2 separate regions of the Homo sapiens genome follow, and region 2 is linked to region 1. Evidence: chromatin loops called from intact Hi-C (ENCODE). Cell type or tissue: OCI-LY7. All regions are shown on one strand. Each heading gives the region's core, and the rest is flanking DNA. Links, peaks and the distances in the headings are about the cores only. Region 1 has its middle 12 kb from the start of PANDAR. Region 2 overlaps RAB44 (RAB44, member RAS oncogene family).

Region 1 (4,380 bases), core at 203-4,202:
CTAAAACTTGAAGGACCAGAATAACCCGAGCTGAAGGAGGACACAGGAGAGGCAAGATAGAGAGAGAATGGGGCCATCCTGCAGTGCCCACCACAACCGTCTATGCATCCTGGACCCCAGGCTGGCACTATACAGGGTGCTGTGTGATTCCTCACCCTCATTCTCTGCCTCCACCAAGAGTAATAGGCTGGGCGTGGTGGCTCACGCCTGTAATCCCACCACTTTGGGAGGCCGAGGCAGGCGGATCACTTGAGGTCAGGAGTCCAAGACCAGCCTGGCCAACAAGGCGAAACCCTGTCTCTACTAAAAATACAAAAACTAGCTGGGCGTAGTGGTGGGCACCTGTAATCCCAGCTACTCGGGAGGCTGAGACAGGACAATCGCTTGGACTCCGGAGGCAGAGGTTGCAGTGAGCTGGGATCGTGCCACTACACTCCAGTCTGGGCGACAGAGCAAGACTCTGCATCAAAAAAAAAAAAAAAAGAAAGAGTAATAATAAAAATGAAAGTAGTTCATACTTACAGAGGCCCGGTTCTAAGTACTTGATCCATAGTTACTTGGTTAATTTTCACCATTACTCATTTCAGGAATGAGGCACCATTACTTTTATCCCCATTTTACAGATTAGGAAACTGAGGTAGAGATAGAGATGAAACCACTTCTCAAGCCAGACAGAAACAGAGCAAGGATTTGAACCCAGACAGGCTGGCTCCAGAGGCAAAGCTCTTAACCACTAATGACAATAACCACTGACACTCAGGTTGTGATTATCTTATACCAGTTGCTCTTCTGAGTGTTCACATGTATCAGCTCAACTAATCCTTACAGGTACTGTTATTACCCCCATTTTACAGATGAGGCAACTAAAACACAGAAAGGTCAAGCCATTTGCCCAGGCCACACAGGTACAGAAGAAGGATTTGAAACCAGGCAGTCTAGTTCCAGAGTCCATGTCCTTCTGCACTGAACTGTACCTCTGTGCCATGACTAGAGCTAAGAGCAACAATGACTATGGCTTCCAGCCTCCACATCACATGTGGTGTCAACACTGGAGAATTTAATAAGCACTCAATAAATAATCAATGAATCCTCCTCTGAAACAATCCTTTTCATGATATTAAAAAAATCATATTCCAAGTTCATTGAAGAAAATCTGAAAACTATAGAAAGGCTCCACGAAGAAATGCAAGTCACCCTTGATACAGCGGGGATAAGCACCACTAATGTTTTGATGTCTTTCCAGCTATTGTTACAAAATAGGGATCCTACTCTATGTTCTGTTTTTTCTTCACTCATCAACAGATCACAAACATTTTCCCATGCCATGACATTTTTTTCCTTCAGCTTCCACAGAGGAGTGCTCTGTGATTGCCTACAAACCAGAATGTCCCCCACAAATAGCCCCCTCCTCAGGCACAGACCCCTACTCCCCAGAATATGCTCATCCTATACGCTCAGCCCTTTTTTACTTCCTGTCATCTCTGGAAAGCTCGTGTAATCCTTCTGCCTTCCTTCTTAGACTCAGGGTCTCCTCCACTCCTGCCAAGGACATGTCCCATCCTTCTCAACACCCTCTACCTCTTCTATCATGTTTCCCCCTCGCTAAGTCACTGACCCTTCTCACACCCTCCCTCACCCAGGCTCAGAACTATTCTATCCTGTGCCCCATTCCCACAGGTCTTGCTAGAGACAATCTAATTCCATCAGCAAGCTGGCATTAGGCAATGTCTGTTGCAATGCACGGAGTGACAGGCAAGACAATGCCAGTGAAGGTGCTGGAGGCTGCAGCGTGGGAGTCCTTCCCAGGGACACAGGTGCACTTTGAACATGTCTTTGAGGTACGAAGCCTTAATCTAAAAGGGGACTCTCCTGGTATCATTTCAGGCTACCAGGCAGGGCTTGCAAGTGCTATTTTGGTGCAGGGAGCTCTTTTGATGTACCTTAAACCCCAACAGGGAGGCGGAGACCTAATCCACCCCTAGGGTGGGGCAGCCTTGGCGCCTTGCCCCATTAGGAGGGAATGAAAGGCTTTTGAAGGTGGTAGCTCAAGACGGGTGGCTTCTTGATTCCAACCACGGTGTCTCAGCCAGGATGGGGAATAAAGGGGGTTGTGCAGACAGCTGACAAGAGAGGAGGAATCTGGGTAGGGGAAGCAGGGGGATGCGACTCCCCCCAGACCTGATCTGTCTGACCTGGACTTCTCCGGCATCGCTGTCATAACAGCACCTATGCTCACATGTTTTTGTAAGGATCAGATGAGATAAGTTCAGTAAAAGTGCTTTGCCAAGGGTAAAACCCCTAAGTCAGGTGTGGTTAGGCCTCTCTGCTTCTTTCCTTTTTTTGGAAGGTGTTGACAGCTCCTCATTGTTCTTAAGGCGTTTCCTCCCTGAAACACATTTCACCTTCTAGACAGGAGGTGGGGGTCTTGGTGCTCAGTGAGGCACACCTGGGTTCCCTTAGCTCTGGGCCACTGCAGCTTCCGTCTCTATTCCCCCACAGCAGCTCAGGTTTTGTGTTTTTTGAGACAGAGTCCTGTTCTGTGGCCCAGGCTGGAGTGCAATGGTGCGATCTCGGCTCACTGCAACCTCCCCCTCCCAGGTTCAAGCGATTCTCCTGCCTCAGCCCCCCGAGTAGATGGGATTCCAGGCCTGCACCACCATGCCCAGCTAATTTTTGTATTTTTGGTAGAGATGAGGTTTTAGTATGTTGGCCAGGCTGGTCTCAAAGTCCTGACCTCGGGTGATCCACCCGCCTCAGCCTCCCAAAATGCTGGGATTACAGGCATGAGCCACTGCGCCTGGCAGCAGCTCAGGTTTTATAACTGGTGTTTACTGAGGTCCCAGGCATAATTCATCTAAACAATGCATAGGGTGACTAACTGTTCGGGATAGCGCAGAATTGAGGGGCTTCCAAGGACACAGGACTTTCAATGCTAAAACCGAGCCAGTCCTGGGCACACAGGGACGGTTGGTCATTCTAGGTGTACGTAGGGGTGTGTAGGTCAGATGTGGGTGTGATTTCGTTTGGCGTGGTACATATAAGTAGTGTGTGCTGAGGTGTGGTTACACATGTGATTATTCATGTTTGGCATAGAGGGCTTAGTGTGGATCTGGTGGCACATTTGGATTTGTGTGCTGGGTTTACGTTGCTATGTATGTGTCCATGTTGCTTGTAAGATGCATGCATGCGTTAGGGCTTGTATATATAGTGTGTTGGATTTAGCGTATATGGGTAACCTTCGTACGCATGCCATTTGTGTGCAATGAATGTGTTTTTTCAGTAGTGGTGTAAATGTATGTTTTGTATTTGGTGTAGTGTGGAATGTACATGTCGTTCGTGTGAGGAGGGAAGAATGCCAGTGGTGTAAATGTATGTTTTGTATTTGGTGTAGTGTGGAATGTACATGTCGTTCGTGTGAGGAGGGAAGAATGCCTGTGGTGTATATGTGTCTGGTGTGAAACTCGCTATGTGGGTGCTAGTGACTCGTGTAGTCTCTTGCCTAAATGCAGGTGTTTGTAGTGTGTGCATGTATAAGCACTAATGTGTGTATTGTGTGTGCTGTGTTTGGTGTGTCAAGGGACATATTCAGGTCATTGGTGAGCAGAGTTGAGTGTTGTGTATATATTGTGAGTTGTGTTTGGTGTGGAGGCTGAGATGTGTGTGTCATTTGCGTGCAGATGCGTTTGTGCGACGCTTTGCGCATGCTGTGTGTGCCGCCAGCAAGATGTCGGGGTGTGCAGTGGTGCGTGGCCTTTGTTGGGCTCAGAGAGACTTGTGTCATTTGCGTGTTGTGTGTGGAGGTGAGTGCTAGTGTATCTGTGCCGGGCGTGAGGTGTCCGAGTCTGCACGCTACGCACGTGTGTGGGTTGCGCAGCGAGACGCTGAGGGCGGAGGCGCGGCTGGGGCCCAGACGGTGTGACCTCAGGCGGTGTGACCTGGAGGGAGTCCAGCGCCGGAGCTAGCGCGCCGCGGGAGGCGGGGCATTCTGGGAAGCGGCCACGCCCACCGAGGGGGAGGCAGGGGCTCGGGGACCCCGCCGCGGCGACGCTAAGGTCGCTGCCTGCCTCCTGAGCTCCGGCCGCTGTTTACCTCTTACTACTTAATAGTGACTCCTAACCAAGCAGGGAACTATTGGGAATAAAAATGAAGACATGAGGCCGGGCGCGGTGGCTCACGCCTGTAATCCCAGAACTATAGGAGGCCGAGGCGGGTAAGTCATGAGGTCAGGAGTTCAAGACCAGCCTGGCCAACATGGTGAAACCTCGTCTCTACTAAAAATACAAAAAAGTAGCTGGGTGTAGTGGCGGGCGCCTGTAATCCCAGCTACTCGGGAGGCTGAGGCAGGAAAATCGCTTGAACCTGGGAGGCAGAGGTTGCAGT
Region 2 (4,380 bases), core at 160-4,159, 58 kb before region 1:
GCCGATTTTCCAGGAGTGGGGCCTTCTGCTTCCACCTGAGCCTGTGGTGTGGCAGATGGGAGAGAAACAAGCAGAGAGTCTTGCTGGGGGAGTTCCGAATGCGCAGTTTCTAGGCCGTGAGCCTCAACCGACTGCTCTGACTGCTCTGAACTGAGGTCCTGCCCACCTCTGCCCTCTTGTTTTCCTTCCTCAGACCTGGGTTCCTCTTCCAGCTCCTGGTGGGGGAAGGCAGACAGCTCACCCAGCCCAAGGACCTGGCCATGAGCTTCTCTTAGCCCCTCAGGAAGGCCCTCCTGCACCGCTGGGCCCGCCTGGCCCTGCTCCAGCCTCTCTGTGGGCACCGGACCCACAAATTCCAGGCCCTGGAAGGGCTCAGCTGGCCCCAGGGTGAGGGCTCTAGCCCTCTGGGTCCCCAGTCTTGGCTCAGAGCCAGTGGCATGCAGGTCCTGCTGGAGGGCATCTCTCTGCCTGGGCGGCTTGGCTGGGCCCACTCCTGTGAGGGCAGTTGTGGGTGAGGGTCCGGGCTGGGTTTCCCGCTCAGTCATGGTGGGAGGGGTTTGTGTGGGTTCCTGGGGTCCTGCTCCAGCCCCAGGCTGAGCCCCGCTGGGAGGAGCCCAAGACCCAGGGCCCTTGTCATCTGGGTCTGAGGCCTGGATCTGTTTGCTGGACCCAGCTGGGGCCTGGGGAGGGGGAGAGTTCGCAGGGGGAGGGGGCCCATCCTCCAAAGGAATGAGCACTTTGAATGCAGGTGCCACCAGGCTTCCTGAGAGACCCCAGAGGAGGCGGCCCTCGGGTGTGGACCCTGGCTCCTGGTTGGGGTCCGGGTCGTGCGGTTCAACAGGCTGCTCTGCTCTAATGTCCTGCTCATGTGGGTCCACTCCTTTATTGTCCTTGGCGCTGAAAGTCACCCCAGGTGGGGTCCTTGGAGCCCCATCTGGATCTGAAGATGGCTCCTGACCAAATAGAAAAGCCTGTGGCTCCGAGATGGAGATCTGCCTGACCACACGGGGTGTCTGGGGGCCTGAGGTGGCTCTTGGGGTCGGGGGCGGGCTCCAGCAGAGCTGCAGGGCTCCGTGCGGAGGGCTGCCAAAGTTGCTCAGTAGCTGGTCCCAGTCATCGTTGTCCCCAAATAGCCCAGGCAGGGGGGCCTCCTCAGGGGAGGCAGCCTGAGGGTCTGGGGTCTTCTCACCCGCTCCAGGAAAACTGGAAATGAAGCAGGGAAGCAAAGATCGGGGAGGGGCAGGTAGGTGGTGTCACACCCATCCCACCTGCAGCCCTCACCATCCCTTGCTCTCCCCATGGCCAGGTCTCCTCCCAGTCCTTGCTCAGGCAATCTTTCTCACCTGGTATGTGCTCCCCATTCCTCCTCCTCATCCAATCCTGTCCATCCTCAAGACCCACATGAAGCCTCACCTCCTCCAGGAAGCCTTCCTTGATCATTCTGGCCCATCCCACTTCTCTGAGCTATAACAAGTAGAGTGAGTGCCTGCTAGGGATCTAGCACTGCACTAGGACATGTGTGTGTGTGTATGTGTGTGTGTATGTGTGTACACGTACATGCACACATGTGCATGTTTTACTTCTAGCCATGTGGCCTTGGGCACAGGTGTTTCCCTTTTTTGTGCCCCAGTTTCCTCATCTGAGAAATGGTTGTGATAGTTCCAGCTTGGCAGAGGGTGGGGTTTAAGGAAGGAGTCTATGTGTGCACTGTGTGCTAGCTAGATCCTTAGAGAACTCAGAGTTCCCCACTGGTTCCAGGAGGCCCTTAGAGTCCACCCCAGTCCAGGGATAGCAGCCACTTGCCTCAGTTTCTCCTCCACCTGCCAGGACACCCGGCCCCTGGCGGCGTCCAGGCGCCCCCTGGTCACCTGCAGCTGCCCCCGCACCTCCTCCAGCCGCCCAGCCAGGTCACGCTTGGCCTCCTGCAGCTGCTGGTTCTCTGAGGCAGCCTCCTGATGTGTGCTCCTGAGGTGGGAGAGCTGGGCCTCCAGCTGCAGGGTGGAGGGTGAGGCGGAGAGAAGCCCAGATGCCCTCCAGGGCGCAAAAAGCCTCCCAAGGCCATTGTGGGACACAGACCCCCACCCCCTGTCCAGGCTCCTGGAGACCCAGCTTAAATCAGAGTAGTGGTGGGCGGTTATCCCTCCTTGGCCTAACTAGCTCCATTAGCTCCTATCTAGGAGGGGCACTGGAAATCCTAGGGTGGGGAGGGCAGGGAGACTGTGTGAGAAACAAAAACCACCAGCGCCACAAAGGCCCCACACCCAAGCCAAATCCCACCCTCCTCTACTCAGCGCCCTACAGTGGCTGCTGGCCCCTGAGCCTGTCTGGTCTACAGGGGGCTCCTGATCCAACAGCAAATCTCATGACCCAGAGAGGGAGCATTGCTTGGCCAAGTGAAGGGAAAGGCAAAGCTCTTGCAATGGCCTCCGGGACACTGCACAGTCTCCTGCAGCCTCCTCACCTCCCCTCATGACCCTCACCTCCTTTCCTATGGCTGTTGCCTCAGTCTGTTCCAGTCCACAGCTCTGCTTACTGTTCTGTGAACTTCCACAGCTCATGCCCGCTCAGGGCCTTCGCACCTGCTGTTCCCTCTGCCTGGATGCCCTTCCCCCACATATCACACTTCTCCAGGTCTTCGCTCCAATGTCATCATCTCAGCCAGGCCTTCCTTGACTCCCTTCTCAACTTACTTTGACTACGATTTCAACTCCTACGACTCTTCTATCCCCCTTCCCTGTTTTACTTTATTCTCCTTAGCACTGATCACCATTTCCTATGTTATTATGTCACCTGTCTCCCTGACTAGATGGTAACTCTGTGGGCAGAGGTTTGTGTCTGTCATGATCCTCAGGACCTGGAACAGTGTCTGGCACATAGTTGGTGCTGGATAAGTAGCTGTGGGGTGAAGGAATAAATGATTGGAGGGGAGAAGCTTCACATCCACAGGGGACAGGACGAAATGGCCCCATGTGTAAAGCCCTATCTCTTCACTTGGCAGGAGGGGCCTGCCTCGATTTCCAAGGAGCAGCAGCAGAGGCACCTGGGAAATCAACCTGGTAACAGGGCCAGCCCAGGCCGTGGTGAGGACGGCTCGAGGAATCTTGTCCCGGGCTGAAGGGATGCTTCTTGTCCTGGTTACAGCAGAGCACAATTTTACCAAGGTCAGTGGTCTTCAAGTTGAGAAAGGAAGAGATAATGGGGCGCTGATCACAAGGTCAGGAGATTGAGACCACGGTGAAACCCCATCTCTACTAAAAATACAAAAAATTAGCTGGGCGCAGTGATGGGCGCCTGTAGTCCCAGCTACTCGGGAGGCTGAGGCAGGAGAATGGCGTGAACCATTCTCCTGAGGTGAACTGAGGCGGAGCTTGCAGTGAGCCAAGACTGCGCCACTGCACTCCAGCCTGGGTGACAGCATGATTCCGTGTCAAAAAAAAAAAAATGGGGCAGGGTCTCAGACCCAAACACTCAACCACAGTGCCACCTGGAAGTGACTACAGGCTATAAGACCTGCAGTGTCCGGGCAGCAGCAAGTAACCTGACCCTAAGCAGGAAGCTAGGTCAGTTTCAGAGATGGAACAACTGAGGCACAAAGCACCTACTACGTGCCAGGCACTGTCTCAGGCCCTCACATGTAGTATCTCTAATCATCACAGTACCTTCTAAGGCAGGAGTTCTGATTTCCATGTCTCTGATAGGAAACTGAGGTTCATAGATATTAAAGACCTGTTCGGAAGTAGGTTTCTGGGAAACCCTATTACTCACCTCCCTCTGGCCCTCAGCTAGTCGCTGCACCTCGCGCTCCTTGGCCTCTAGGACGTCCTGCATCTGGGAGGTGAGGGCCAGGCCCCGAGAGTCGCTCTGTGGAGTAGGTAGATTCAGCCCTCACCCTGCAGACTCTAAGAGCTAGCCAGGCAGGCCAGCCCTTCTCACACTCCACCTCCACCACCTGGGGTGCCTGGGCCAGGATGCCCCAGCAGGGAGGGTTCTCAGGACAACTCCTCCAGTTCCAGCCTAGATTGTGGCAACAAGGAGACTTGGCAGAGATGGGAAGGGGGCCCAGGCTCGACACTCCCCACCTCGTCTCTCTGGGGAACACCAGCTGCTCAGGGCAGGGAGAGGATTCACTACAGCAGCCTCCTGTTCCCCACCCTGGCCAGTCACTGGCCCCATTCCTTAGCCAGCAGAGGTGTCCCGGGCAGTGGGAAGGAGGCAGGCTGCCGGCGGGAGCCCACCTCAGCCTGCAGCTGCTGCTTCTCCTGGCGGATCTGCTGCTCCATCTCCTCATAGAGCTGCTGGACCTCGCGGTGGTGGTCAGAGTCACGCCTGGGAGGAGCAGGAGTTGGGGCCAGGCAGCCCATCAGCACCTCTGGGAGCCTG

The links. Peaks named below come from ENCODE experiments on the same cell type or tissue, not always from the same donor. Only the 100,000 strongest peaks of a DNase experiment are listed, where the experiment ranks them.
Region 2: it touches region 1 in a loop (7-fold over the local background); 4 of 110 quality-filtered maps call a loop at or near these places.

What each region holds. Positions count from the first base shown.
Region 1 is chr6:36,660,511-36,664,890 of GRCh38, reverse strand. No RefSeq gene overlaps it. Among named protein-coding and RNA genes, the nearest start is that of PANDAR, 12 kb to the left of the region's middle. RefSeq lists enhancers at 2,021-2,100, 2,094-2,593, 3,694-3,813. In OCI-LY7, for the core only: no CTCF peak of the experiment used is centred there; DNase peaks (open chromatin) are centred at 1,910 and 2,400; H3K4me3 peaks cover 2,114 bases; H3K27ac peaks cover 1,779 bases.
Region 2 is chr6:36,717,974-36,722,353 of GRCh38, reverse strand. It overlaps RAB44 (RAB44, member RAS oncogene family), which reads right to left. Exons shown (of 14, transcript NM_001257357.2): 6 at 4,236-4,326; 7 at 3,766-3,861; 8 at 1,804-1,991; 9 at 1-1,203. Among named protein-coding and RNA genes, the nearest start is that of RAB44, 22 kb to the right of the region's middle. RefSeq lists an enhancer at 2,068-2,247. In OCI-LY7, for the core only: no CTCF peak of the experiment used is centred there; DNase peaks (open chromatin) are centred at 1,623, 1,943 and 2,513; H3K4me3 peaks cover 837 bases; H3K27ac peaks cover 1,307 bases.